2 separate regions of the Homo sapiens genome follow, and region 1 is linked to region 2. The links are chromatin loops, found by intact Hi-C in ENCODE. Cell type or tissue: GM12878. All regions are shown on one strand. Each heading gives the region's core, and the rest is flanking DNA. Links, peaks and the distances in the headings are about the cores only. Region 1 overlaps LOC105379013 (a long non-coding RNA gene). Region 2 holds the start of LOC105379011 (a long non-coding RNA gene).

Region 1 (15,845 bases), core at 3,008-11,007, 150 kb after region 2:
GGTGGATAAGCTTTTTGATGTGCTGCCACATTCAGTTTGCCAGTATTTTATTGAGGATTTTTGCGTCAATGTTCATCAAGGATATTGGTCTAAAATTCTCTTTTTTGGTTGTGTCTCTGCCAGGCTTTGGTATCAGGATGATGCTTGCCTCATAAAATGAGTTAGGGAGGATTCCCTCTTTTTCTATTGATTGGAATAGTTTCAGAAGGAATGGTACCAGTTCCTCCTTGTACCTCTGGTAGAATTCGGCTGTGAATCCATCTGGTCCTGGACTCTTTTTTGTTGGTAAGCTATTGATTATTGCCACAATTTCAGATCCTGTTATTGGTCTATTCAGAGATTCAACTTCTTCCTGGTTTAGTCTTGGGAGACTGTATGTGTCGAGGAATTTATCCATTTCTTCTAGATTTTCTAGTTTATTTGCGTAGAGGTGTTTGTAGTATTCTCTGATGGTAGTTTGTATTTCTGTGGGATCGGTGGTGATATCCCGTTTACCATTTTTTATTGCGTCTATTTGATTCTTCTCTCTTTTTTTCTTTATTAGTCTTGCTAGCGGTCTATCAATTTTGTTGATCCTTTCAAAAATCCAGCTCCTGGATTCATTAACTTTTTGAAGGGTTTTTTTGGTCTCTATTTCCTTCAGTTCTGCTCTGATTTTAGTTATTTCTTGACTTCTGCTAGCTTTTGAATGTGTTTGCTCTTGCTTTTCTAGTTCTTTTAATTGTGATGTTAGGGTGTCAATTTTGGATCTTTCCTGCTTTCTCTTGTGGGCATTTAGTCTTTTATTAGAAGAGTTAAGAGTTTTCTTTACTCTTTGTCTTTCTCTGCTACACATTTAATTTCTATTCTTTTAGTGTTTATCCTTAAAGTCTTAATATGCATACTTAACTAAGTCTAAAGTTAATCAATATCTCTATCTTCCTCCAAAACAATACAAGAACACAGAATACTTTAAATCCAACCAGTGCCTGTTTTGCATATTACTTTTGTACAGTTTTTAATTATTCCTTATCTTTTTACCTCTAAATCATGCCATTGTTGAAATTCTTATTTTATAGAGTCAATTCTAACTTAAATTTATCCCATGCTTACTAATTTATTTGTTCATCATTCCCACTTGTACCTCACTCCAAATTTCTGGATTTAACACGTTAATGCAAAATTCTGTATTCAGCCAAATTATCATTTAAGAGTGAAGGTAAAATAAACAAAATTGTATCTTGGCATTTTAAAAATATTCTTTTTGTTATTGAAATGTTTGTTGTCAGTGCTTATAAGTAATATACTGTTCCTTTTTTATTGTTTCTGAGATTTCCTCTCTGTCTTTTGAGTTCTGAAATTTCCTTTCAGAAAGTCTATTGTATTTTTTTTTATTTAATCTACTTGGGATTTGTTGTACTTTCTGAATATGAGGACATAGGTCTACCCTAATTCTGGAAAATTTTTAATCATTTTCTCTTCAAGTATTACCTTTCACCTACTCTCTTTACTCTTTCCTTCATGATTCTTTCCTTTATGATTAACATAAATAAGCCTTTCAATTCTATCCTACAATGATTTTTACCCATCTTACATATTCTCCATTTTTTATCTCTCAATGATAGTTTCTGGATAATTCTTTTAGATCTACTTTTCAGTTTACTACCTCTCATCTCAATTTCATCCAATTACATTCTACTTTAGAAGTTCTATGATGTTTTAGTTATTTTCAAATTTGTCTTCTTTTTTTTTTATAATTGCTTGGTGTTTTTTCTCATATTTTAAATTCCCAGTTATATATCTTTAATCATTTAAAACATTATTGTAATAGCTTCTACACAATGGCTCTAATATCTTAAATTATTGACAACTATCTAATTCTAAATTGCTTTTTAATATCTGGTAAAGATAGATTTCTTATGTATTTTGCAATGGAATATCATGAGCTCATGTTCAGCAGCTATTTATCTGTGAGAATCCTATGAGACCCAAATTAAGGGTTTATCCCACCATATCAGTTTTATGTTTGTTTCTTCCAAGCACCTTGGAAATAGCTCTTTTTATAAAGATATCTCATCTTGAGAGCTTCCCAATAATGTAGGCACAATAAAATCAAATGTCAAACAGACACAGGTCCATAGCAGATCTTTTTTCTTGTCTTTCCAGCAGTATCTCGCTAATACATAGAAAATAAGTGGATCATAGGAATCTTTTTCCATTTTTACTCATAGTGGATAAATTATCCTCTTTCTTACCCCTTTCCCCATCCTCAGGTGCAGTCAAAATAAGTCCCTAAATAGCAGGTTGGGTGGGGTTTTTTTTTCCCTCTAGTAATCCTCAGAATGTTTTCCACCAAAGGGAACCGTATTAGTGTATTTTCACACTGCTGTAAATAAATACCTGAAACTCGATAATTTATAAAGGAAAGAGGTTTAATTGACTCACACACAGTTCAGCATGGCTGGGGAGGCTTCAGGAAACTTACAATCATGGTGGAAGGCAAAGGGGAAGCAAGAACCTTCTTCACATGGCGGCAGGAGAGAGAATTGCAAGCAGGGAAAATGTTAGTGCTTATAAAACCATCAGACCTCGTGAGAACTCACTATCATGAGAACAGCATGGGGGAAACTGTCCCCATGATCCACTCACCTCCCACAAGATCCTGCCCTTAACATATGGGGATTATGGGGATTGCAATTTGAGATGAGATTTGAATGGGGACACAGGAACTAACTGGCCAAGGCAGAGTTTCCAGAAAGAGCAGACACACAGCCTACTTTAAAAGCAAAATGTTTTATCAGCTTCAAGGTTGACATCTACTAGCATATTAAAGAGGAAAGTCAACAGAGAAAGAAAAAAGAGAGGAGGAAAATAGAGGGAATCAGAGAATCAATGTTTCTTGGCCACTGATAATACATCACTCCTGAAAACCACTTTTGTGGCAGATTTTCCCTCAGTGTTAAGATGCTGCACAGCCAGGACTAGGATCTAACCAATGTCTCCCTGAATCTCCTTCTCAGAAGGGAAGTCCATGAGCCAGAAAAGAGGGCCCATGGTAAACATCAAGAAAACAGCCTCAAGTAAAGGACTGCTTAAGGCAGGTAAAAGTCCTGTTTCTAAGTAGACCAGGGAGCTTGCTCTTTTTGTAAATCCTGCTTTTGCTCATTAGTTCCTTCTGGACATACTGCCCCATTTCAGTTTTTCATTTCCTATCCTCTCTAACCACACCTTCTCCATCCCCCAAGTTTCCTATTGTAATTGTGCTGATTCTCTAGGCTAGAAGGCTAAGATGACAATAAAGAGGGAGCAAATATTGCAGGAAAGGCTCCCAATCTCCCAATGTCAAAATATCTGCAGCATTCCCCCTGGAAAAGGCCTTCTTTCCTTGAAGGCCAGATATATCTGTGACATACGACTGCAAGATAATGTGATTGCAGGATTCAGGCCTTATGGTGCTCCAGGACATTTTTAAAAATCATGCAGTCATCAAAAAGCTCCACTCCCAGCTGTGTGGAAAGTGACTCTGCAGCTCTCACTTAATTTTGGTTGCATTACCTCATTCTATACATCATTCATAACAAGCAAGGAACCACAGGGCTCCCTTTGCTGAATCTTCATGTCCTTGACCCAGCTCTAACTAATTTGTCCATTTACTTCATAAATGTGGTAAATCCTGTAGCTAAAAGAAGTTGTGCAGAAGTTTAATGCAGTGGGTTCTCGCCTAGTTGTCACAACAAGCAAAAGAAGCCAAGACAAATAGGAATCCTGACCTACTACCATTTTCTCGTCCTTCCCATGTGATTCACATTGCCATCACTCTGGCAGCTAGGATGGAAAGGTTGAGAAGAGAGGAGATTTTTTAAAATTGTCTTTGGATGGGCTATTTATGTCTTCCAACCTGGTACTTTTCCTTGAACTCAAACAGAGCACCAAGACAGACTGCAGCGTGACTCCTCTACCCCACATAAATGAATACATTTACACTTCATCAGCTGTATTGGGAAGGAACTAGGAGTCTCCATGTGCTTCATGGGCCCATATAGGTTTCTTGCATGTCAAGGCAGAAGCTTAGGAGCACATGGCCTCAGGCCTGAAAGTGAGGCAGTACCCAGTCATTCCCCAGGAGAATCGTTCTGTAAGGATTTTGTCTGGTTTGTTAACACAGCTCTTCTACCAATCTTCATCATCAGGACTTTATAACTCTCTTACAATTAGATAATATGGAAGCAAAGGATTCATTCTGGACCTGCTATAAAAGTAGCAGTATTTGGGGCTGGAGTCTGCAGATATCTTGAACCGAACCAAGAACTCCAGTCTGTCTCAGGATTCAGACACAATTAGATAAAGGAAACTTCTCAGCCAAAGCCTAGACCCATTACAACCTTCTGTACCCTTTACCCCTACAATAAAACACTGTTAGAACTGAGGGGCTAAAAGACGCTGAATCATCAGAGCAAGATTAGATCATGATCACGTACTGTGCCGAGACGAAAAGCTAATGTAGACATTTTAGAAAGGGTTTCAACATCAAGAGTCAAAGCAAAAGGGGTTTTATATTTAACTAGGAATTAAGCAAAAATTCTATTTCCCCAGAATCCCAATAACAAACGTTTTATTTCTGAAGTGTTTGGGCACACTGTACAGTCTTTGCTTGAGAGCTGCCACAGTAGGATAAATAGCAATACACAAAGGCACCAAGATTGACTGGAATTGCTCCAAATTATGCAACAATCTTTGAAAACCAAAAGAAGAGACTAGCAAAAAGATACATATTACTCTGTTTTAAATGGACTATTTTTACATTTGTTTAAGGAAAAGGGAGCCAGAAGAGAAGTTCACTCAACTAGATTATCTCTTGAGTCCTCTTCTCATAGAGGCCAGCTAATCTGGTAAATCAGACTTGCTTTCTGCCTACCCATGGGTCCTGCTGAGCTCTTTAATTCTTATATTATGGAGATTTGAAAACCAATCGTTAAAGAATGTATCAAAGAAAGTCTCAAAGTCAGCTTAAGGTTAATTTCCCTCAAGAAATTCTTGGCTTTTCTTCTTTTGGTGCCTCCCCGTCCCCACTTCTTAATTGCCTCTGTCTTCCTCCAGCCTAACCCCAGCTTGATCTTAGCACGGCTTGCCCCAGGACTGGCAGAACAGACAGGATAGCTCTTTAAGAATATAGAGTTGACTATTAATAGCAGTGACACAGGCCATTGAGAGCCAAGGCAGCCAAGCAAGGAAATCTGTCAGCCTGGATTAGCTTTCCAGCACCTGGGAGGTAGGACTAATTTATAAGTAAAAATAGACAGCAAAAATGTCTGGCCCTTCATAGGCCCCTGATGTCTGAGAAGGCTTGCATGGATCCAAGTCCAAGGGCTTTTTCCAGCTGTCCTCCAAACCTAGCAGCAAACTTTTTTAAAAAACTGGAATTAATAAAAAGAAGGCTTGTTTCAGTCTGAATCAAAATCTATGTCTATATGAACAATGTACCTTTTTCCATGGATTTCTAACCATTTAACCAGATCCCAAATAACCTATAAGAGGAGTCATGTATGCCATAGTATCCTGCAGGATTCACTTATCAAAGTTATTAACGAGTTATTTAGTAGAGTATGGTCGTGCCTTCTTTCTCTCTGGGCCTCCATGCATCCCCCCATGGGAGGGCTATACTTCCTGTACATGAGGTCTAAGCCTCTACTTCCCTAAGCTCTGGTAGAGTTCCTTTGCTCATCACAGAATGGACTGCAAGAATCACATCAAAATCTTTTGAAAGAAGTTTATATTTTAGAGGAGTATTTGAGGTTAATTTACTAAGTCTCTGTTTTTTATAAACCAAAATTCGGGCTGCATGCAGACACTTGCTGCCAAGTTTAGAGGTTAGGTGACCACATATAATTTATTTTGATCAAGTAATGAATTTATAAAATGAAATTATAAAATATTCACATAGGCCCTATTCTTAGGGCCCTATAGATTAGGTCACTTTGTGCTATGACAGTCTCTGTCCCAGAGAAATTTACAGTGCCATTTTACTGAAAATCTTTTTTCAAATATCTCAAGTAATTGGGTACACACACACACACACACACACACACCAGATACCCCTGAGAAGTGGCAGTCCTGTTGTGTAAGCTAACACAATTGGCCAGAGCATTTTCTTATGCTATCCAGTCTTTCAGTTCCCATCTCTTACCTTCTAATTATACTACCTCCTATTATAAATAAGTCTTTTTTTGTAGGGTGTCAGGAACTAGTAGACTCTTGCCAGCCCCATTAGCCATCCATATTTAGATCCTTTAATCTTTCCTCTAATCTGACTCCCTGAGTCCCCCTCCCCTTCGACTACCCCCTCTCCTTGTCCTTCTCCAAATTCCTTAAGATTCTATGCCCCTAACTCAAGCTTTACAAAATCAGAGTGATATTCCAGATGCTTGCTCACTGAGAAACTGAGAGACCAGCTGTCACCTCTGCTTTCTGTTACTCTGTGACTCAGGGTATGGTCCCAAAATAGGTCTGGCCTTTCATGCTGCCTTCTCTCATTGCAGTCTGGCTTCACCTTACCTGTCCACCATCACCCCAGTTCCCCTTTAGCATTCCTGCTTTCCAGGTTTCTCTTCCCCATGAAGTGAACATGTTTCAGTTTATTTCCATTCAAACATGAATATGCCACTGGTCAGCACTCTCAGAAAGAATGTGTCTTACTTTCACCCTGGTTTGGAATTAGCCCAAAAGTCTCCATGAACATTTCTACCAAAGGAGCTCTTATTTATAAGGCCTTCCAATCTGGAAAGAGAAAGCAAGAAAAAAAAATTATGATTTTAGACTCCATTAGTACTTCTAACAATTTTCTGGAGAAAGTAAAATAGCATTCCAGGAGGATCTGCCTCAGAAAAAAATTTGATGGGCTTATGAAGAGTGACTGTGTACCACCCTGGAGCTAAGGAGAGGAAGCTTTTCCCTACTAAAGTAAATTTCCCTGGGCTTACATGGAACGGCACAGTCATGGGCTTCATGGTGCTTTGTTGCTTGGGAACCCTGCTTTCTTCCCTCCTCCTCCCCCAGAATCTGTCCTACTCTCCCTTCTGGGAGCTCAGCTACGGCAGGTGGCAGGAAGGGTGTCCATGGGGACTGAGGAGCCCCACCCTCCTCCAGGAAAGTGCAGGGGCCCACGCTGTGCCCTGGGGAAGTCCAAGAGGCCCTCATCTCAGGAACTCCCAAGCCCACAGCACTAATCCCCACAGCTTCAAGAGGAGAGAACATTCCTATTTTAAGAGCTCCTGGGTAACGTTGTGCTCACTGAGGTCTGAGTCACTGCTCTTCTTTAAAGTTTTTGAAAGAAATCTATTTCTCAGCCATTAGCTTTGCATGTTTTTTTTTTCTGCCTCAAAGATCAATTGGTTTACCACAAAATGTAAAGAGAGTTAGTGAAGCAATGGTAACCAAGGAAGCTATGGTGTCTAGAAGTGCAATAACAGACAAGGGCAGAGCTAAGAGTTAAATAAGATCTAAAAATAAGTCACTAACTATACCCCACTTCCTGTAACATACAATACACAGGTACCTAGGAGAGAAAACCACTCACAGTTCAAAAGAACACATAAAGAACACTGCAATTAAACACAGCCCACCCTGACCCAAGTATCACCATCTCCTTAATTAACAATCTTGTAAGCAATGAGGATATTTCATTGTAAGCTTATTTGTCGTTATGATGCTTGAGAATATAGAACCACCATATCAGCCATTACAGTAATTACAAAAGAAGGTCACATCACAACCACGGCATTTGTTACCCGTTGTATAAACCACTGCAAGGTGAATGTGAGTTTTTCCACAGAGTTTGCCTGCAAGAAAAACCATGTATTTCTTCCTTATCAGCAAGCTACTGTCTAAACAATTTAATGTTTTCACATTACCATCAATAATAAAACAGCTAATGTTTATTGTACCTTTATACAATAATCCATTATTACCTCATTTAATCATTACAACAACCACATGAAGCATCCCCTTTTTACAAACAGGAAAACAGAGGTAAAAAGAGATAGAGTAACTTGACCAAACCAATCCCCGTTAATAAGTGTTGAAGTTTAATTTCAGATTTTCCTAGCTAGTCACCTCAAGAAATTAATCACATTTGATACGGTTGTTTACAATTCAAAATTTGAATGCCATCAGTTCCAACTTTATTTTAATGGCCAACTTTATCTTTCCCCCAGCTAGTTAAGCTGATTTTTCACATATGTAAATGACTTCTATTAAAATTCAGTTTGTACTCTTTTCTCAGACTTCTATATTTAATATCACATTTTGGGTGTGGCTCAGCAAAAAATGAAAGTAACTGGTTCAGAAAATAAACACCCAGTTTCCTCTTCATTCTTTTTCCTTTGAGAAAAAGAGTAGCCGGATCTAAATAGAATGACCCTGGCCCCAAGTTAGAAGTTTCCAATTCCTTGGGACTCCCTTGGTGTCTGCATTAGTTTGCTAGGACTGCCATTAATAAAGTACCACCTACTTGGCGGCTTAAACAACAAAAATTTACTTTCTCACTTCTGGAGGCTTAGAAGTTCGGCAGTGTAGCTTATTTCTGAGGCCTCCTTCCTTGGCTTGTAGATGGTTTTCTTCTCCCTGTGTCTTCACATGGTCTTCCGTCTATATGTGTCTGTCTTAATTTCCTTTTATTTTGAGGACAACAGTCACATTGAATTAGAGCCCACCCACGTGACCTTATTTAATCTTACTTCCCTCTTTAAAGACCCCATCTCCAAATACAGTCACATTCTGGGATACTGGAGGTTAAAACTTCAGCATATAAATTTGGGGAAGCAACAATTTATCCTATAGCACTATCCTAACAATTTTCTTTTACAAGGTTGTCTATGTAGCACAATATAAATGTCTTTGACCCTGACAACCAGGAGGTTAAATCACTGCTTTTTCTAAATGCTTTTGTATTACCTCCCTGTGATGATACACACAAGTTTTTCTATGATCAAACCAAGTTTTTATTCAAATACTGTTATCAGCAATACCGACCATATTATAGTTTTCACCTTAAAAGATACCGTTAATTTCATTTGTAAAGAAAATGCATTAAAGATGTATTTACCAATTATGAATTACCAATTGCCAATTAATAAAAATAAATTCTAGATTTGAAAAAATTTGAGGTCATTAACATCTTAAATTGCTATTATTATACACATGGCACTTAAAACTGTATCACCTCTCGTCAAGATAGTGCCCAGAATAACTTACCCTGGGCCTCAGCATATGTCTCAATTCCTGGTCATCCCACATGAAGATTCAGAATGACCTGATAAGAGGTGATTCAGATGTGTATGTTACATCAGTGTAGAAGCTACCACTTATGGGTACCTCCTGCTTTCACATGCTGTGCTACATGTGTTATGTACATTAAATCATTTATCTTCAAAATCTCTGTGGGAGAAATATTATTGTGTCTGCTTTACCAGTGAGTAAACAACATTAGAGAGATTAAGGAAATTGGCCAAGGTCACACAGTTGGTCAAGACAGGTCTTAGATGTGAGCCTAGTCCCATCTGACTGCAGAATTTTTTTTTTTTTAACCACCACATGTTTCTTCTTTGACTTCTTAAGAGATATAGCGGTGGAGTCTATGTGGCTCAGTGACTCAGTGATGCAGAACTTTTCCTAGGCCATAAAAATATCTAATCTAGTTTCACCAACTGTTAGTTTGGATAAATAAACTGACAACAGTATCTTTGTTTCTATGTTTTAGCTGAAAAACAAATCATGAGGTATTCACCATCAGAAATAAAATCTACATCTGTCTTTGGGAGATGATGAATAAGGTTACGTAAAACAATGGATGCATCTATTTTTCTAGAAAAGGTTAATTATATTGAGCAAAGCCAATTAGTAATCACAAGCTGCTATGTGGCATCTCTGGGACTGTGGTATTGCATTCCTACAAAACACTTATTTCATTGTTCAATTTTATCTGTTTTGTGTCCCGGCTTCCTAGTCAAAATGTGTTGAAGGCAGGCAGGAGCCTTTCTTCTTTCTATTATCTTGCGATGCTGAGCACTGTGCCTTGCACAGAGCAAGTGCTCATTAACCTTTCATTATCCGTTTTGAAGTCTCTACCAAGTGACCATCAAGAGAAGCACCTGAAGGCTTGGTGATAAGCCTCAGTCACACGACAAGGTGTGTAAGAAATCCCTAAAACCACTCCCCAAACCTTTTATTCATAAACGCAAAATGTCTGAGGGATGGCTGATGGTGCCGGGGAGGAGTGCTTTTGTAGTAATTGTGCAATTCTATTTATTTAGATAAAGTAGGACATGTCCGAAATCTTAACAGGTCTTAACTGGGGACCCTGAAGGCAGTTTCAAATAAAGCAGGATTCTGTATGGGGTGCTCATTAATGCACCTGAGCGATCCCAATTGAGGAGTGAGTCGGGCCAACCTACCAGCAGAACTCAGAGTGCCTTCCTCCTTCCTCCTGTTGGTCATGTGTCTTCTTTCTTAGCAGGACCTCTTCATCTTGACCAAAAAGTAGCTTATTGAAGTTATACAAACAGGCAAAAAAGCAGAGTAGTTATTTCTAGAGCTTTACTCTAAGAACTACATAACTAGCCACATTATACTTCTTTACCTAGCAGTAAAAATTAACAATAACTCAAAGAAACATATAAGTACACTGAATACTTAACACTGAGCCGCAAGGGCCCTTGGCAACTGTCATGGAAACCCTGATGCCAGAGATAAAGAGGGCTGTCTCAAAGGAAAGCATTGTCCTCAAAAGACGAACTAACTGTGAGAACATGATTGGATGGATACCAGTAGATCTCGTCCGCAGGAAAAAAGGCATTCTCAGGAAGCCTGCCGCAATGAACAGAACCTTTCTTTAGTCTGGCATTTCCTTTCGGTTCAGGACACCTGTCTTCAAGTCTGCCTTAGGCCCTTATATTTGTCCCAGAGTGACTCTGGGCACCTCTTCTAGAGCTTTCTATACCTCAAAGAACTAAGAAAACTATAAAATTATTCAGCCTATGACAGCAGGCTTTGAGAATGGCTAACTGATAGAGATGAGCTTATGGATTTACTGATCCTTTAAGGAGGCAGGGATATTTTCATATCCCTGGAATTTGAGGCAATATGAAGCCAACTAAGCTCCAGGGATTGAGGTGGCTCCCCTTAAGATTTTCAGTAGCTTGGGATCTCTCAAGACTGGTATGAAGCTCCTACTCCTCTGCCTAGGGAGGCTTTAGCTGCATCACAGCCTCAGGTAGGTTAGAAATGGATTGGCATCTAGCAGCTGGGGTGGAGTTGGAGGGCAGTTAGCTACTATACCCCACCAAATAGATCTCTCGCTAAAACTCTAAATCTGAGTTACCCTTCCTCAGAAGACACAGATGTGCATAAGACACTGATTTAGATTAGGGAAGGAGGCCATGAGTTTGGATAAGCAAAACAAGCACAAATAGGAAGAAAATGAAATCAGAGGTGCAAAGTATGATAGAAGAAAAAACCTGGACTACCCAAGCCACCACCAGTAATGCTTGTGAATACATTATCTTGGTGTGGACTCATTATACAGCCTAGTACCAAGCATTCCTCCTGAACGATTCTAATAATTGGAAGAGGACAGTAGGGCCCCAGAAGTGAGTCATATCAAAGCCATCACTACACAGCTAACCCACCCCTTTCATCAAGCAGAAATGATTCCATATTAGCCACAGCTTCCATGATCTCATTAGCAAAGATATTAAAAATCTGCTTTTCCTCTAGGAGGAAAGATTGAAGCACTGCCACAAATTATTTCACCCAGAATATTTTGGCTTGATTGGATGAATGGGGATGGGGAAAAATTCTTTCTCTCCATGGCAGTTTTCCTTAATCCTTTTGGGAGGGTACTTATGTGATGGAAAATGAGATACCTCCCGATGTGTGTGAGTCCAGGGAAAGGCCTAAACTTAGACTTGGGACACATTCATTGCAAGTAAGCAGCTTGGGCAAAAGGCAATTACGGGCTTACACAGACTAAAAGTTCACGGGTCGATCTGGTTTAGTGCATAAATGAACTCAGGACTCAAATAATATGATTAGGACATGACTTTTTTCCCTTCAATTAGTCCTGCCTTCCTTGTCTCAATTCCCATATGGCTGCATGATGGCATTGGCACCACGGACCTCTCAGCCTCTCAGGGTACAGACCCTGTACACAAGAAACAAGAGTGCTATTCACAGTAAAATTCTCAGAGCAGACCAGGGCCATGCGCGGTGGCTCATGCCTGTAATCCCAGCACTTTGGGAGGCCAAGGTGGGCAGATCACCTGAGGTCAGGAGTTTAAGACCAGCCTGGCAAACATGGCAAAACCTCGTCTCTACTAAAAAATACAAAAATTAGCCAGGGGTGGTGGTGGGTGCCTGTAATCCCAGCTGCTTGGGAGGCTGAGGCAGGAGAATTGCCTGAAACCGGGAGGTGGAGGTTGCAGTGAGCTGAGATCGCACCACTGCACTCCAGTCTGGGCCACACAGTGAGACTCCGTCTCAAAAAAAAAAAAGTCTCAGAGCATTTGATTGGGTCACGTGTTCACCTCCAAACCCAGACTGCAGCCTGGGTCATATGGCATCAGGGAATGGAATCAGGTATACCCCAAAGACACATGAACTGAGTTAGAAAAGAGGACATCAGGCTATAGTAATCATAAAAAGAAAGTGGTGCTGAGAAGAATGTATAATCTGTTGATTTGGGGTGGAGAGTTGTGTAGATGTCTATTAGGTCCCCTTGGTCCAGCTGAGTTCAAGTCCTAAATATCCTTGTTAATTTTCTGTCTCGCTGATCTGTCTAATATTGACAGTGGGTTGTTAAAGTCTCCCACTACTATTGTGTGGGAGTCTAAGTCTCTTTGTAGGTCTCTAAGAATTTGCTTTATGAATCTGGGTGCTCCTGTATTAGGTGTGTATATATTTTGGATAGTTAGCTCTTCTTGTTGCATTGATCCCTTTACCATTATGTAATGCCCTTCTTTGTCTTTTTTGATCTTTGTTGGTTTAAAGTCTGTTTTATCAGAGACTAGGATTGCAACCCCTGCTTTTTTTTTTTTTTTTTTTTTTGCTTTCCATTTGCTTGATAAATCTTCCTCCATCCCTTTATTTTGAGCCTATATGTGTCTTTGCACATGAGATGGATCTCCTGAATACAGCACAGAGATGGGTCTTGACTCTTTAACCAATTTGCCAGTCTGTGTCTTTTAATTGAGGCATTTAGCCCATTTACATTTAAGGTTAATATTGTTATGTGTGAATTTGATCCTGTCATTATGATGCTAGCTGGTTATTTTGCCTGTTAGTTGATGCCGTTTCTTCATAATGTCAACGGTCTTCACAATTTGGTATGTTTTTGCAATGGCTGGTACTGGTTTTTCCTTTCCATATTTAGTGCTTCCTTCAGGAGCTCTTGTAAGGCAGGCCTGATGGTGACAAAATCTCTCAGCATTTGCTCGTCTGTAAAGGATTTTATTTCTCCTTCGCTTATGCAGCTTTATTTGGCTGGATATGAAACTCTCGGTTAAAAATTCTTTTCTTTAAGAATGTTGAATATTAGCCCCCACTTTTCCGGCTTGTAAGATTTCTGCAGAGAGATCCACTGTTAGTCTGATGGACCTCCCTTTGTGGGTAAGTCCAACCTTTCTCTCTGGAAGGACCTCTTCAAGGAGAACTACAAACCACTGCTCAAGGAAATAAGAGAGGACACAAACAAATGGAAAAACATTCCATGCTCGTGGATAGGAAGAATCAATATCACGAAAATGGTCATACTGCCCAAAGTAATTTATAGATAGAGTGCTATCCCCATCAAGCTACCATTGACTTTCTTCACAGAATTAGGAAAACCTACTTTATATTTCATATGGAACGAAAAAAGAGCCCATATAGTCAAGACAATCCTAAGCAAAAAGAACAAAGCTGGAGGCCAGGCGCGGTGGCTCACACCTGTAATCCCAGCACTTTGGGAGGCCAAGGCGGGCGGATCACAAGGTCAGGAGATCGAGACCATCCTGGCTAACATGGTGAAACCCCGTCTCTACTAAAAATACAAAAAATTAGCTGGGTGTGCTGGCAGGCATCTGTAGTTCCAGCTACTCGGGAGGCTGAGGCAGGAGAATGGTGTGAACCCAGGAGGCGGAGCTTGCAGTGAGCCGAGATCACACCACTGCACTCCACCTGGGTGACAGAGCGAGACTCTGTCTCAAAAAAAAAAAAAAAAGAACAAAGCTGGAGGCATCACGCTACCTGACTTCAAACTATACTACAAGGCTATAGTAACTAAAACAGCATAGTACTGGTACCAAAACAGAGATATAGACCAATGGAACAGAACACAGGCATCAGGAATAATGCCACACATCTACAATCATCTAATCTTCGACCTGACAAAAACAAGCAATGGGGAAAGGATTTCCTATTTAATACACTCAAGATGGATTAAAGACTTAAACATAAGACCTAAAACCATAAAAACCATAGAAGAAAATCTAGGCAATACCATTCAGGACATAGGCATGGGCAAAGACTTCATGACTAAAACACAAAAAGCAAGGGAAACAAAAGCCAAAATTGACAAATGGGATCTAATAAAACTAAAGAGCTTCTCCACAGTGAAAGAAACTATCATCAGAGTGAATAGGCAACATGTAGAATGGAAGAAAATTTTTGCAATTTGTTCCATCTGACAAAGGGCTAATATCCAGAATCTACAAGGAACTTAAACAAATTTACAAGAAAAAAACAAACAACCCCATGAAAAGGTGGGCAAAGGATATGAACAGACACTTCTCAAAAAGAAGACATTTATGCAGCCAACAAACATGAAAAAAAGCTCATCATCACTGGTCATTAGAGAAATGCAAATCAAAACCACAATGAGATACCATCTCACGCCAGTTAGAATGGTGGTCATTAAAAAGTCAGGAAACAAGAGATGCTGGAGAGGATATGGAGAAGTAAGAACACTTTTACACTGTTGGTGGGAGTATAAATTAGTTCAACCATTGTGGAAGACACTGTGGCGATTCCTCAAGGATCTAGAACCAGAAATACCATTTGACCCAGCAATCCCATTACTGGGTATATTCCCAAAGGATTATAAATCATTCTACTATAAAGACACATGCACACATACGTTTATTGCAGCACTGTTCACAATAACAAAGATTTGAAACCAACCCAAATGCCCATCAATGATAGACTGGATAAAGAAAATGTGGCACATACACACCATGGAATACCATGCAGCCATAAAAAAGGATGAGTTCATGTCCTTCGCAGGGACATGGATAAAGTTGGAAAACATCATTCTCAGCAAACACTGGAACAGAAAACCAAACGTTGCATGTTCTCACTCATAAGTGAGAGTTGAACAATGAGAACACATGGACACAGGGAGGGGAACATCACACACCAGGGCCTATTGCGGGGTGGGGACTAGGGGAAGGGTATCATTAGGAGAAATACCTAATGTAGATGACAGGTTGATGGGTGCAGCAAACCACCATGGCACGTGTATACCTATGTAACAAACCTGCACATTCTGCACGTGTACCCCAGAACTTAAAGTATAAAAAAAGAAAGTGAATACTGAGTGCCAGAAACAACAAATGCCCACTATAATCAGTGAGTAGCCTTGCAGCTGGTATTGCAGAAACCTTTTGTCTTAGCTTAGGTTTTTTCCTAGAAAATAGGACCTGAGATCAAGGCTTGCTTGTCAGTCATTTATTTATGGAAATGAACCAGGTAATGGCTGAGAACTGGAAAGAATGAAACAAGAAAGAAGGGAAAATCAAAACAAGGTATACTGTGAAGGTATATAAAAGAAAGAATCA
Region 2 (15,845 bases), core at 4,174-12,173:
AAGGAAAAATGGAAGGAAGGAGGGAAGGAAGGAACAAAGGAGGAAAAGTAAAGAAAAGAAAGAGAGGAGAGGGAAGGAAAGGAGAGGAGGGAGGAAAGGAGGGCAAAAGGAAGAAAGGAAGAAGGGAGGGAGGGAGGGAAGAAAGACAAAAATGCAAACAAAATTAAGAAATTTCAGACAGAACTCTGTCCATAGCAGATAAGTTCAGAATACCTTAGCAAATTTAGCTTTTCTTTTAAGCAAAGCAAGCAGCAACCAGAGGGAGGAAGCACCTAATATTCATAGATAAAGAATTTAATAGCTCAAATTTCTTGCATTCTATGCATAACTTCATAGGTGAGTTAAACTTTCTGATTCTTTCTTTCTCAATCTGTAAAATGAAGTGGGAATTAAGGAACTGGACCACAATAACTAAAACAGGACATTCTCTTATAAAATATTGATGTTACAAATAAAAAGCAGCATTACTGAGATACATTAAGAACTCTCTTCCAAGCAGTATGCTAATTATAGAAATGAAAGAATCATTTGTCACTACTATTTATCTAGGCAGATTCACAAATTCTTATCGCAGTTTAAAATGTATCCTTTTTATTTCTGATCAAAAAACACTTGATAATTATGGGAGTGATTGCAAATAGCCCAAAGCATGCCAGCAGCTTTCCTCACCTTTGCCCTGCTCAGTTCCCATAGAAAAGCACTGACACTGGCGCAATCTACTTTACATTTCAGGGCTTGCTCTGCTAGGCCTCTTAACCTCTCTGTCTTTAATACTGCTGAGTCTTCCTGAAACTCTCCCCTTTCATTGGCTTCTATGCCACTACTCGTTGCCTATTCTTCCTCAGTCTTCTCACTTTCTGTTCCTAGGTCCTCTCCTGTCCTAACGGTGGCCTCTTCTCTGCTCACTCTGCACCCTCTCCCTTCCAAGGCTCCAGTGTTTCCCAATGGCAACATAATTGGTTGGCATTTTGAGTGGCACACATCATTGTTTAGGACTGCCCTTTTATTTCAGAACATTTAGCATCCTGGTCCCCTCTCACACATGTCAGCAATGCTACACCCCATCATTGTGACAACAAAAAACAACTCATATATTTCAAAATGCCCCTTCTAGGGGCAGCACTACTCACAGTGTGTTAGAAATTCTGTGCCATTTTACCATACCCAGCCCAAATATCTCCCCTATGCTTTAGTCCATTGTCAACTAGATATCTTCAGTTAGATGATGCAAAAAAACCCTTCACACTTCTGTCTGCAGCAAAGCCGATCTCCCCAAATCTGATTTTCCTCTTGAATTCCTATCTCTGTTGGTCATGCATAATCACCAGAGCCAGAAACCTAGATGTCAACTTTGATTCCTCCCTCTTCTCAAATCCCAGATCAATTAATCTCCAGGTCTTTTCAACTGTACCTCATGAATAACTTTCACATCTATCATTTCCCCTCTATTTCCACATAATAACTGTCCCTTTTCCAACCCACTGATTCTCAGTATGGGATCTTAAGCCTGCTGGTTGGCCATGAAAGACCTCCCAATAAGCTACAAAATGATCATATGTATATATAAACCTCTAAACTCATATTCTTCTCTTATCGAGTAAAAATTGGTTCTATAAAGTCTTCGTTCTCTAAATTCATTTTTACTAGAGACTGAAATTCCTGGAGTAAGTATGTTAAGGTATTGTTTGTCCCACTACATGGGTCAGGGTCAAAAGAGTCTGCACCACTGTCCTAGACAATAAGCTCCTCAATGTGCAAAATAATCTCATTTTTCTCCCACCAGTTTTCTCCTTACCAAGTCCATAGTCCCCTGCATTTTCAGAATTATCTTTCTAAAACATTAACTTGACATTGTCACTCCTCTGCTTAAATTTATTCAATAGTTGTTTATCACCTAAAACACACACCTCAGGCAACCATATGTGAAATCTCAAGATATGGTCCCTCTCTCTCTCTCAACTCAGTCCCCAAACTTTACACAAAGTTCTACCAATACCAAACTCTTATAGTGTCCCAAGGACACCTTGCTGCTCAGTGCCCTTCTGCTTTTGCACATGTGCCTCTCTTGGCCTAGAGTTATCTGCCATTGACTTGAGTTGTATTTTAAAAGTATCAATCCCAGTATTGTGTAGAGTAGGGGTCCCCAGCCCCCAGGCCATGGACCAGTACCAGTCTGTGGCCTGTTACGAACCAGGCTGCACAGCGGGAGGTGAGTGGTAGGGGAGCAAGCATTATTGCCTGAGCTCTGCCTCCAGTAAGATGATCAGTGGCATTAGATTTTCATAAGAGCATGAACCCTATAATAAACTGCTCATGCAAGGAACCTAGGTTGTGCCCTCCTTATGAGAATCTAATGCCTGATAATCTGAGGTGGAACAGTTTCATCCCCAAACCATCTCCCTGACCCTGGTCCATAGAAAAATTGTCTTCCATGAAACTGGTCCTTGGTGCCAAAACGGTTGAGGGACTGCTCGTATAGAGAACAGACTTCGAGGGCATGGGGAAGAAGCAGCAAAACAAAAGCTGCTGGTGGTTTGACCCATGGTGATAGCACTGAAAGGGGAGAATAATGATCAATTCTTAGATGTTTGTAAAGTATTCATTTTATATATTTCATTTAAAAGCCTACCAAAATGTTTTTCCTAGTTGACAGGCAGCAAAACTGAGCCATGAAGTCATTGCCTTAGTCCATTCAGGCTGCTGAAACAAAATTCCATAACTGGGTGGCTTATAAACAACAGAAATGCATTTCTCACAGTTCTGGAGGCTGGGAAGTTCAAGATCAATGTACTCGCAGATTCAGTGTCTGGTGAGGGCTTACTTCCCAGACAACCATCTTTTCACTTTAACATTAATGGCAGAAAGGACAAGGGATCTCTTGGGACTTCTTTTTTAAGAACACTAATCTCATTCATGAGGGCTTCATCCTCATGATCTAGTTACCTCCTAAGGCCCCATCTCCTAATATTGATTAGTATTAGGATTTCAACATATGAATGTGGGAGGAGGGGTACAAGCATTCAGTCTATAGCAGTCATATAGCATCTCATCAGTATTGTATTATGTATGAGTATTGTACCTGAGAGTCCCAGAATTCATTTCCTCAATTAAATAGTTATTTTCCACTCAAAACTTCTTTGTAAACTGAGCAGGGGTGTGATTTCTGTCTCTCTTGAGAATCTTAAAAGTTAAGTGCATATCTCAGTTATCTTGAAAAGAATTCCCCATTCCCCAGTTTGAGGTTGTTTTTATTGTGTTGTTTTATTTTCAGCAATGCTAGTAAGAAAAGCCGTGACATTAGTAATGTTTCAATGTTGCTTTTGCTCCCCTTTCAACCCTCTTCTCTTAATCTTACCATATACCCATGCCTCATAAGGTCCTTTATCCTAATTGTTTTATTGGTAATAGTAGTAGTTGTTGTTGTCACTAGGAGTAGAAATAATTATAATACTACAGTGCATTAACTCAGACTCACAGAATCTTGTCATGCTAAGAGTTTACATGAATTACTTCATTTAATTCTTACAGGAACCATAAAAAGGTGAGCAGCATCTTCATACCAATTTTACAGATAAGACAATAGAGGCTCCAAGAAGTTATGAAATGTATTCAAGATCATTCATCTAGCCAATTGTACAACAGAATTTAAATCCAGATTTCATGGCCTGTACTCTTACCTACTACTCCATGTTGGCTCTCTTACAGCCATTTATGTAGATTCCAACTATCGTGTAACTGTGAATTAATCTAATGAAGCATTTAAAAATAAATATTTTAAAATTTAAAAAGTAATTTTATGTTTGTTGTAGAAAGTTCAGAAAACTTAGAAAAGCACAAAGAATAAAATATTTATATAATTACATCATACAGGGATTGTTAATATTTTTGTATTCTCTACATCATACTTATAATAGATTAATATTGTGATTAAACTGAACAAATTTTTTGTAATCTGATTTTCTAAAACTTATTAAAATTATTAAAGCATTTTCTCATATCATTGTTATATTTCCCAAGATCATTGTAGTCATATAGCATGCTATTATGTGGATGCATAAACAAATTTATTTCATCAGTTTTATACTGTTGAATATTTTGGTTAATTTTTTTTTTATTTTAGGTCACAAATTTCCTTACTGATATAGCAGTTAAGAAGAAATCACGTAGGCAGTTAGCAAGGGTATGAGAGTCCCTGGTAAAGCTTTTCTTTTTGATGAAAAGCAGCCCCAGATCATTTTCTAACAAAGACCAGCCTGTAAAGTTGAGCTGCAGACATAGACAAGCAAGCTGGAGCTTGCGTGAGTGAATGCCAGCAGGAACTAAGAACTAGACATTTTCAAGAGGGCAGCTCCATCTTCCTGTCTCTGCCAGCCACATGTACTGTAAGGAGCAGACAAGATGGCGCAGATCAACTAGAAAGTCTATTTGCATAGTAAGACTAAGTTGGGACAACCAGCTTTCCCAGCACGCTACATAAATTTCATACCTTACCTGATGTGACCAATCTATGAGCCCTCTGCAAATCAGACACTGCCTCCTCAAAATGGACTATAAAATTCGGTGCATTCACCACTAGCCGGTCCTTTCCCTTGGAGACCCCTCTCTCTACGGAGAGAGCCGTCTCTTTTTCTTCTCTTCTGTTTATTAAACCTCTGATCCTAAACTTCTCGCTTGTGTCTGTGTCCTAAATTTTCTTGGCATGCAACAATTACCCAGACAACGTAGCCACTCCATTACTATAATTAATTATTTAATTAAAACTTTCATATATGTCTGATTATTTCTTCTGGATAAATACCTAAAAGAAGAATTTCCAGTTCAAAAGTAAAAAAAAATATAAGCTTTTTATTCTTTTTTGCCAAAATACACTCCAAAGATTGTTCTAATCTAAATTTTAACCAGTAGTTTTTTAATGTGGCCTGCTTTTATACACTCTAGCTAATACTAGTTTTATTATTTGGAATTGTTTTCTTTTCCTTTTAATACTTCTTCCCATGTATTTTATTATTTTATTTTATTTTATTTGTTTTTTTGAGACAAGGTCTCACTCTGTCACGCAGGCTGGAGTGCAGTGGTATGATCTCAGCTCACTGCAACCTCCACTTCCTGGGCTCAAGCGATCCTCCCACCTCAGCCCCCCAAGTAGCCATGTATTTTAAAATCAAAAGGGGAAGGACTTTTGCTTCCTTCCATGAAGGAGTAGTAATTGCATGGTCTTTGCACACCCTCCTCCAAAACCCATAAACAACTAGAAAACTAAATGAAATATATAAAATGTCTGTTTTCCAGCATTAGACAAGAGGCAGTGTAGGTCTATGATCCCTGAAAGCATGACTTGCAGCCTGGAAACAATTTCCTAACCTCAGGGCAGGAAAGGGGGCCCATGCAGAGCTTGGCAGTTTCTCTGAATTGAGGAGAGATAGGAGCTCAGAAAGGCTGAGGCAGCTGGAAATTACAGGGCAGCATTCCAGAGAAGGAGGAGCTACACAAAGGAAGAATGCCAGAAACCTGCATAAGAGTCCCATTGAGTGGCTGAATCCAAAACTGCACATGTGTAAGTGAACTCCACAAATCCAGGCAAAGAACAACTGCCGGGGTTTTCTATCGGAACAATTCTCTGAGCTCATTCAGGGCTGAATGACATTCAACGTTTTATTCCTTGGAGTGGAAAGACTCCATTTGAATATCTAGGTATTCAATAAAGACTACAGAAAAGCCAAGCCTTAGTAGTAGGAATAAACTAACACTACAATAAGGCTACTCTAGACCTATCCTAACAAAGCTTAACAATAAGGCTCAAAAGGATAAAACTGATATGCAAGTAACGGCCTGCCAAAGCAAATATCAACACTCTAAAAGACGATAACAAAATCCAAATAGTCAATAATATAACATTCCTAACATCTAACATCCAATAAAAAATTGTTAGATATGCCAAGAAGTAGCAAAATGTGACCCTTAATCATGAGAAAAATAAGCGAATGGAAATAAACCCAAAAGTGGCTAAGAAGTACAATTAGCAGACAAGAACTTTAAAAGAACTACTATCAAAACCCAGCAATTTAAGAGAAAGCAAGGACATAAATAAAGAAGTTGAATATATGAAAAGGAGCCACACAAATGTTCTAGAGTTCAAAAATAACATATCTGAAGTGAAAAAAGATTCACTTAATGGTCTTAACAGCAGATAAGACACTGTAGAAAAAAGGCCAGCAAACTTGAAGATATAGCAATAGAAACTATCCTAAATCAAGCACAGAGAGCAAAAAGGCTGGAAAAAAATGAATGAAACTTTAGTAAGCTGTCAGACAAGCAGTCTAACGTACATGTAATTGGAGTCTCAGATTGAGAGATAAGAGAGGAAGAAGTAAAAAAAAATTTAAAGAAATAATAGTTGAAAATATTCTAAAATTGATAAAAATAATAAGCCTACATGTTCAAAAAGCATGAGAAATGCAGGGCAAACACAAAAAAACACCACACCAAGTGTGATAGCCAACCTTCAAGATGGCTTCCAGTGACCCTCATCTGCAGGTATTCATGCCGTTGTATGGTTTCCTTCCATACAAAATAGTGCTGACCTGTGTGACCAATTGGATATTGTGGAGATAATGGCATGTGACTTCTGAGTCTAGATCACAAAAGGCACTGCAGCTTCTGCCTTGCTTTCTTTTGAATCACTTGTTCTGAGAGAAGCCAGCTACAATGTCATGAAGACACTCAAGCAGCTCTGTGAAGAAGCTCATATGTAAAGAAATTGAGGCCTCCTATCCAAGTCACCATCAACTTGCCAGACACATGAGTGAGCCATCTTGGAAGCAGACCCTGCAGCGTCAGTCAAGCTTTTAGATGACTCCAGGCCCAGTCAACATCTTGACTGAACCTTCATTAGAGACCCACAGCAAAACCAAGTAAGCTACACCTGAATATCAAACCCACAGAAATGGCAAGAGATAAGTGCTCGTTGTTTTAAGCCACTTGACTTTGGGGCATAATACTTTACACAGAAATAATTAGTTGTGTTTCTATTTGCTCATAAAAAAAGAGGAAAACAAAATCAAAAAAAAAAAAAACCCTTAACAATAGCTATGAAACAGCATCTACTGAAAATTACAGAACATTACTAAGAGAAATTAAAGTAGACCTAAATAAATGGAGCTACCTACCGTGTTCACAGAGTAGAGGACACAAGACTATTAAATACCACTTTTTCCCAAATTAATCTATAGGTTCTAGCAATCTTTTCGTAGACACTGATAAGCTCATTCTAAAATGTATATGGAAATGCAATGAACCTAAAATAGCAAAATAAATCTTGAAGTAAGAACAAAGCTGGAGGCCTTATATGCCTTACGTCAAGAATTATTACAAAACTACAGAGCTCAAGATAATGTAGGGTTAGCATAAAAGTAAACATCTAGAAAAATGGAATGGAATACAAAGTCCAGATATGGATCACACATATGTGATCAATTGGCTTTAGCAAGGGTACAAAGACATTTCAGTGGTAAAAGGAAAAATTTCCAACATATGGTGTTGAAATTACTGGAAATATATGAGGGGAAAAATGAACATCAACTTTTATCACACGCAGCATGAAACAGTCCTAGAACTAAATGTAAAAGCTACAACTGTAAAATTTCTAGACAGAATTTCACAAAGAGAAAGTTTTTGTTCACAAAGAAACAGGAGAAAATCTTTGTGACCTTGAGATAGGCAAAGATTTCTTACGTAGTACACCAAAATCACAAATTATAAATGAAAAAATGATAAATTAGACATCATCAAAATTTAAAATTATTATTCTTCAAAAATCACTATTAAGGAAACAAAAAGGCAAATCACTAAACAGAAAAAATATTTGCATACATGTATAGCAAGGTGTCTAAATCTGGAAAATAGAAAGAACTAATAACTCGATAATAAAAAGGCAAACAAATTAAAAATGAGCAATGGATTTGAATAATAATTTCTTAAAAGAAGGTGTATGAATGGCCAGTAAGCACATGAAAAAGTGTTCAACTTTGAGTAATGAATTGTACACCTTAAATGGGTGAATTGGATGGTATGTGAATGATATCTTGATAACACTTACGTAAAAAATGAAACAATGAAGCTAGGAGTGGAGGAAGGAGTAAATTGCAAAGACACGTGATACAGAAAAAGTGGCAGATAGGAGGCAGGACTAACTTGCAGATCCCACCTGGACAGACACAGCAGTGTGTGGAGAGTCACATTGTGAACTTTTGCTCCAAGAACTCCTACAGGAACATACAGGGAAAGCCGAGAGAATCTACAAAGCCTGTGAAAGAGGTGGAATGCCACTGCAGCTCTGTGAGACAGCCAAGGAACTGTGAGTCCACTTTCTTTCTCACCTGGGAGTCTCGTAACCTGGGACAAGTTCTCAGCCTTGCTCACTGGTTGCCTGGAAATAAATTCAGTGCTGTTTGCGGGGACATGGTGGGAGTGAGACTGGACTTTTGGGCTGCATGGGAGACGGGTGAGGCCTGTGGTTGCCGGGTTTCCCCCACTTTCCTGGCAACCTGTGTGATGCAGCAGTGGCAGCCATAATCCCTCTGGGACCATAACTCCACTGGCCTGGGAAACCACAACTCCATCCCCCACAGCAGCTGCAGCAAGCTCCACCCAAGGAGAGTCTGAACTCAGACAGCCTAACCCCGCCTCAACGTGATGATCTTTCTCCACCCACCCTGGTAGCTGGAGACAAAGGACATAATCTCTTGGGAGCTCTATAGCCCTGCCCACCACCTGATACTTGGGCAAGCTTGTATCCTCCCTATACTACTGCAGCTGATGCACTTTTGAAAGTGCTACCTTTTGGCTGGAGGCCAGCCAACACAAAATCAGTGCACTTAAAAATACAACCACGGACCCCTCACAGAGTCTACTTCAGTTCCCTGCTACCTCCACCAGAGCAGGTGCTTGTATCCATGGCTGAAAGACCTGAAGACGGATAACATCACAGGACTCTTTGCAGATATTCCCCAGTACCGGCCTGGAGCCCAGTAGCTCCGCTGAGTGGCTAAATCCAGAACAGAAATAACAATAATGGCAGTTTGGCTCTCAGGATGCCCCATCCCTAGAAGAAGGGGGAAAGCACCAAATCAAGGGAGCACTTCGTGGGACAAAAGAATCTGAACAGCAGCCCTTGAGTCCCAGATCTTTCCTCTGACATAGTCTACCCAAAAAAGAAGGAACCAGAAAAACAATTCTGGTAATATGACAAAACAAGATTATTTAATACCCCCAAAAGATTATACTAGCTCACCAGCAAAGATAAAATCTCTGAATTGCCAGGAGAAGAATTCAGAAGGTCGATTATTAAGCTAATCAAGGAGGCACCAGAGAAATACGAAGTTCAGCTTAAAGAAATAAAAACAATGATACAGGATATGAATGGAAAAATCTCCAGTGAAATAGATAACATAAACAAAAGACAATCACAAATTCTGGAAATGAAGGACACACTTAGAGAAATGCAAAATGCACTGGAAAGTCTCAGCAATAGAATTGAACAAGTAGAAGAAGAAACTTCAGAGCTCAAAGACAAGGCTTTAGAATTAACCCAATCCAACAAAAACAAAGAAAAAAAAATTTTTTAATGAACAAATCCTCCAAGAAGTTTGAGATTTTGTTAAACAACCACACCTAATAATAATTGGCATTCCCGAGGAAAAAGAGAACTCTACAAGTTTGGAAAACATATTTGAGGGAATAACCAAGGAAAACTTCCCTGGCCTTGTAGATCTAGACATCCAAATACAAGAAGCTCAAAGAACAACTGGGAAATTAATTGCAAAAAGATCATCAGGTTATCTAAAGTCAAGACAAAGGAAAGAATCTTAAGAGCTGTGAGGCAAAAGCATCAGGTAACCTACAAAGCAAAACCTATCAGATTAATAGCAGATTTATCAGCAGAAATCCTACAAGCTAGAAGGGACTGGGATCCTATCTTTAACCTCCTTAAAGAAAACAAGTAACAGCCAAGAATCTTGTATCCAGTGAAACTAAGCTTCATAAATGAAGGAAAGATACAGTCTTTTTCAGACAAACAAATGCTGAGAGAATTCACCACTACCAAGCCAGCACTACAAGAACTGCTAAAAGGAGCTCTAAATCTTGAAATGAATCCTCAAAATACACCAAAATAGAATCTCCTTAAAGCATAAATCTAATAGGACCTATAAAGCAATAATAAAATGAAAAAACACAAGGTATTCCGGCAACAAATAGTATGATTAATAGAATAGTACCTCACATCTCAATACTAACATTGAATGTAAATGGCCTAAGTGTTCCACTTAAAAGATACGGAATGGCAGAATGGATAAGAATTTACCAACCAACTATCTCCTTCCTTCGAGAGACTCATCTAACACATAAGTACTCACATAAACTTAAGATAAAGGGGTGGAAAAAGATATTCCATGCAAATGGACACCAGAAGCAAACAGGAGTAGCTACTCTTAAATTATACAAAACAAACTTTAAAGCAACAGCAGTTAAAAAAGATGAAGAGGGACATTATATAATGATAAAAGGACTAGTCCAACAAGAAAATACCACAATCCTAAATATATATGCACCTAACACTAGAGCTCCCAAATTTATAAAACAATTACTACTAGACTTAAGAAATGGGATAGATGGCAACACAATAATAGTAGGAGACTTCAATACTCCAATGACAGCACTAGACAGGTCATCAAGATAGAAAGTCAACAAAGAAACAATGGACTTAAACTATACTCTAGAACAAATGGACTTAACAGATATTTACAGAACATTCTACCCAACAACTGCAGAATATACATTCTATTCATCAGCACATGGAACATTCTCCAAGATAGACCATAAGATAGGCCACAAAACAAGTCTCAACAAATTTAAGAAAATCGAAATTATAGCACATACTCTCTCAGACCACAGTGGAATAAAATTGGAAATCAACTCCAAAAGGGAGCCTCAAAACCAAGCAAATACATAGAAATTAAATAACTTAGTCTTGAGTGATTGTTGGGTCAACAATGAAATCAAGATGGAAATTTAAAAATTCTTTGAACTGAGTGATAATAGTAACACAACCTACTGAAACCTCTGGGATACAGCAAAGGCAGTGCTAAGAGGAAAGTTCATAGCATTAAATGCCTACATCAAAAAGTCTGAAAGAGTACAAATAATCTTAGGTCACATCTCAAGGAACTAGAGAAATAAGAACAAACCTAACCCAAACCCAGCAGAAGAAAAGAAAGAAAGATCAGAGCAGAACTAAATGAAATTGAAACAGTATATGTATATATATACGTATACATACACACACACATATACATATATATATATACACACATATATACATATATATACATGCACATATATATATATGAGACAAATGAAACAAAAAGCTGGTTCTTTGAAAAGGTAAATAAAATTGGTAGATTATTTGTGAGATTAATTAAGAAAAGAAGAGAGAAGTTCCAAATAAGCTCAATTAGAAATAAAACGAGAGATATTACAACCAATACCACAGAAATACAAAAGATCATTCAAGGCTACTATGAACACCTTTATGCACATAAACTAGAAAACATAGAGGAGATGGATAAATTGCTGAAACTATACAACCCTCCTAGATTAAAGCAGGTAGAAATAGAAACTCTGAACGGACCAACAATAAACAGTGAAATACCAAAAAAAAGGTCCAGGACCAGAAAGATTCACAGCTGAATTGTATCAGACATTCAAAGAATAATTGGTACTAATTCTACTGATACTATTCCAAAAGATAGAGAAAAAGGAAATCCTCCCTAAATCATTCTACGAAGCTAGTATCACCCTAATACCAAAACTAAGAAAGGACATAACAAAAAGAGAAAACTACAGACCAATATCCCTGATGAACATAGATGCAAAAATCCTCAACAAAATACTAGCTAACAGAATCCAACAGCATATCAAAAAGAGTATCCACTATGATCAAGTGGATTTCATACCAGGATGCAGGGATGTTTTAACATACCCAAATCAATAAATGTAATATACCACATAAACAGAATTAAAAATCACATGATCGTCTCAATCAATGCCAAAAAAGCATTTGACAAAATCCAGCAACGCTTTATGACTAAAACCCTCAGCAAAATCATCATAGAAGGGACATACCTTAAGGTAATAAAAGCCATCTATGACAAACCCACATCCAACATTATACTGAACAGGGAAAAGTTGAAAGCATTACCCCTGAGAACTGGAACAAGACAAGGATGCCCACTTTCACCACCTCTATTCAACATAGCACTGGAAGTCCTAGCCAGAGCAATCCAACGAGAGAAAGAAATAAAGGGCATCCAAATCATTAAAGAGGAGGTCAAACTGTCAAACTACCGCTGTTTGCTGATGACATGATCGTATACCTAGAAAACCCTAAAGACTCATCCGAAAAACCCTGAGAACTGGTAAATGAATTCAGCAAAGTTTCAGAAAACAAAATTAATGTACACAAATTAGCAGCTCTGCTATACACCAAGAGCAATCAAGCTGAGGATCAAATCAAGAACTCCACCCCTTTTACAATAGCTGCAAAAAATAAAATACTTAGGAATATACCTAACCAAGGAGGTGAAAGACCTTAAAAACAAAACTTCAAAACACTGCTGAAAGAAATTATAGGTGACACAAACAAATGGAAACACCCCCTATGCTCATGAATGAGCAGAATCAATATTGTAAAAATGACCATACTGCGAAAAGCAATCTACAAGTTCAATGCAATTCCCATCAAAATACCACCATCATTCTTCACAGAACTAGAAAAAAAAATCCTAAAATTCATATGGAAACCAAAAAGGAACCTGCATAGCCAAAGCGAGACTAAACAAAAAGAACAAATCTGGAGGCATCACATTACCTGACTTTATATAGTATAAATAGGCCATAGTCACCAAAACAGCATGGTACTGGTATAAAAATAAGCACATAGACCAATGGAACTGAACAGAGAAAATAGAAATAAAGCCAAATACTTACAGCTAACTGATCTTCAACAAAGCCAACAAAACCATGGAGTAGAGAAAGGACTCCCTATTTAACAAATGGTGCTGGGATAATTGACAAGCCACATGTAGGAGAATGAAACTGAATCCTCATCTCTCACCTTATCCAAAAACCAACTCAAGATGGATCAAAGACTTAAATCTAAGACCTGAAACCATAAAAATTCTAGAAGATAACATCAGAAAATCCCTTCTAGACATTGGCTTAGGCACAGACTTCATGACCAAGAACCCAAAAGCAAATGCAACAAAAACAAAGATAAATAGATGGAACTTAATTAAACTAAAAAGCTTCTGCACAGTAAAAGAAATAATCAGCAGAGTAAACAGGCAACCCACAGAGTGGGAGAAAATCTTCGCAATCTATGCTTCCAACAAAGGACAAATATCCAGAATCTACAAGGAATTCAAACAAATCAGCAAGGAAAAAACAAACAATCCCATCAAAAAGTGGTTTAAGGACCTGAATAGATAATTCTCAAAAGAAGACATGCTAATGGCCAACAAACATATGAAAAAATGCTCAACATCACTAATGATCAGGGAAATCAAATCAAAACCACAATGTGATATCACCTTACTCCCACAAGAATGGCCATAATCAAAAAGTCAAAAAAACAATAGACATTGGCATGAATGTGGTGAAAAGGGAACACTTTTACACCGTTGGTGGGAATGTAAACCAGTACAATCACTATCGAAAACAGTGTTGAGATTCCTTAAAGAACTAAAAGTAGATCTACCATTTGTTTTTGTTAGTTTGTTTGTGTTTTGAGACAGAGTCTCACTCTATCGCCCAGGCTGGAGTGCTGTGGCGCGATCTCAGTTCACTGCAAACTCCATCTCCCAGATTCAAGTGATTCTCATGCCTCAGCCTTCCAAGTAGCTGGGATTACAGGTGTGTGCCACTACATCTGGCTAATTTTTGTATTTTTAGTAGAGATGGGGTTTCACCATGTTGGCCAGGCTGGTCCCAAACTCCTGACCTCAGGAGATCAGCCTGCCTCAGCTTCCCAAAGTACTGGGATTACAGGCATGAATCACCATGCTCGGCTAGATCTACCATTTGATCCAGCAATACCACTCCTGGGTATCTACCCAGAGGAAGAGAAGTCATCATAAGAAAAAGATACTTGCACACGCGTGTTTGTAGCAGCACATTTCACAATTGCAAAAATATGGAACCAGCCCAAATGCCCATCAATTAATGACTGGATAAAGATAATGCAGTGTGTGTGTGTGTGTGTGTGTGTGTGTGTGTGTGTGTGTGTATGAAATATATATATTTGAAATACTACTTAGCCACAAAAAGAAATAAATTAATGGTATTTGTAGCAGCCTGGATGGAATTGGAGACCATTATTCTAGGTGAAGTAACTCAGGAATGGAAAACCAAACATTATATGTTCTGACTTGTAAGTGCAAGCTAAGCTACAAGGACACAAAGGCATAAGAATGATACAATGGACTTTGGGGACTCGGGAAAGGGTGGGAGGCAGGTGAGGGATAAAAGACTGCACATTGGGTACAGTTTACACTGCTCAGGTGATAGGCACACCAAAATCTCAGAAATCACCACTGAAGAACTTATTCATGTACAAATAATAATAATAAAATAAATAAATATTAGGGCTTGGTGATGGGCCACTGTAAGATACAATAGCAAAAAATTAATTAAATCATACAATTTTTAAAAAGGTATGTGAGGTGATGAAATGATGAAAATGTTCAGTATCTTGATTGTAGCAGTAGTTTCATGGGTGTATGCAACTCTAAAAATTAATCAAATTGTACACTTTAACTGAATTCAGCTTATCGTATGTAAGCAATCAGGTTGCTTTTATAAGATGTGTAAACTGAAAAGTCTCCAGCATTTATTTCCCATCCCCAGATGCAATTAACATTGTTATACACTTGTATATTCTGTAGACATTTTATGCATGTGGAAATAAATACTTTTTTTTTTTTTTTCGAGACAAGGTTCGCTCTTGTTGCCCAGGCTGGAGTGCAATGGTGCAATCTTGGCTCACTGCAACCTCCGCCTCCCTGGTTCAGCGATTCTCCTGCCTCAGCCTCCCAAGTAGATGGGATTACAGGCATGCGCCACCACGCCTGGCTAATTTTTTGTATTTTTAGTAGAGACGGGGTTTCTCCATGTTGGTCAGGCTGGTCTCGAACTCCCGACCTCAGGTGATCCACCTGCTTCTGCCTCCCAAAGTGGTGGGATTACAGGGGTGAGCCACCACACCCAGCCCTTGGAAATACATTCTTATATACATTGTTTTCCCTTTCTTAAAACAAATGGTACCATACTATGCACACTTTTATACATCTTGTGTTTTTTTCACTAAATATATTTTGAAGATAATTCTCTATCAGAATATAAGAAACTCCATTATCCTTTTTTGCATCTGCTTAGAATTAGGTGGTATGGATGTAGTATGCTTAATCAGTATTTTATTAATTTATATCTATGTTATTTTCACTCTTGATATTACATAAAGTGTCGAAGTGAATAAGACTTGTATATATGTAATTTCATGGGTTTATCTATCCAGAGAGTAAATATGTATCCAAAAGAAGGCTAGAACAAAAAATATAGACCTTTGTAATTTTGATAAATATAGCAAATTTCCCTTCATGTGTATTGTATAAATTTATACTACCACCAGCAGTTATCAGGTTTTTTAATCTTTGACAATATTATAGGTGAAAAACAGTATCTCATTACTTGAATTTATGTTTCTCTAATTGTGAATAGGATTCAGTATCTGC

The links. Hi-C counts contacts between places; a loop is a spot of excess contacts. Peaks named below come from ENCODE experiments on the same cell type or tissue, not always from the same donor. Only the 100,000 strongest peaks of a DNase experiment are listed, where the experiment ranks them.
Region 1: it touches region 2 in a loop (2.7-fold over the local background); 2 of 110 quality-filtered maps call a loop at or near these places.

What each region holds. Positions count from the first base shown.
Region 1 is chr5:68,704,274-68,720,118 of GRCh38, forward strand. All of the region lies in intron 2 of LOC105379013 (a long non-coding RNA gene), which reads right to left. Among named protein-coding and RNA genes, the nearest start is that of LINC02198, 320 kb to the right of the region's middle. RefSeq lists an enhancer at 7,531-7,580. In GM12878, for the core only: no CTCF peak of the experiment used is centred there; DNase peaks (open chromatin) are centred at 6,571, 7,014 and 7,378; H3K4me3 peaks cover 920 bases; H3K27ac peaks cover 1,070 bases.
Region 2 is chr5:68,557,037-68,572,881 of GRCh38, forward strand. All of the region lies in intron 3 of LOC105379013 (a long non-coding RNA gene), which reads right to left. LOC105379011 (a long non-coding RNA gene) reads right to left here and starts at 9,540. Exons shown (of 4, transcript XR_001742694.1): 1 at 8,376-9,540. RefSeq lists an enhancer at 8,588-8,637. In GM12878, for the core only: no CTCF peak of the experiment used is centred there; a DNase peak (open chromatin) is centred at 8,635; H3K27ac peaks cover 209 bases.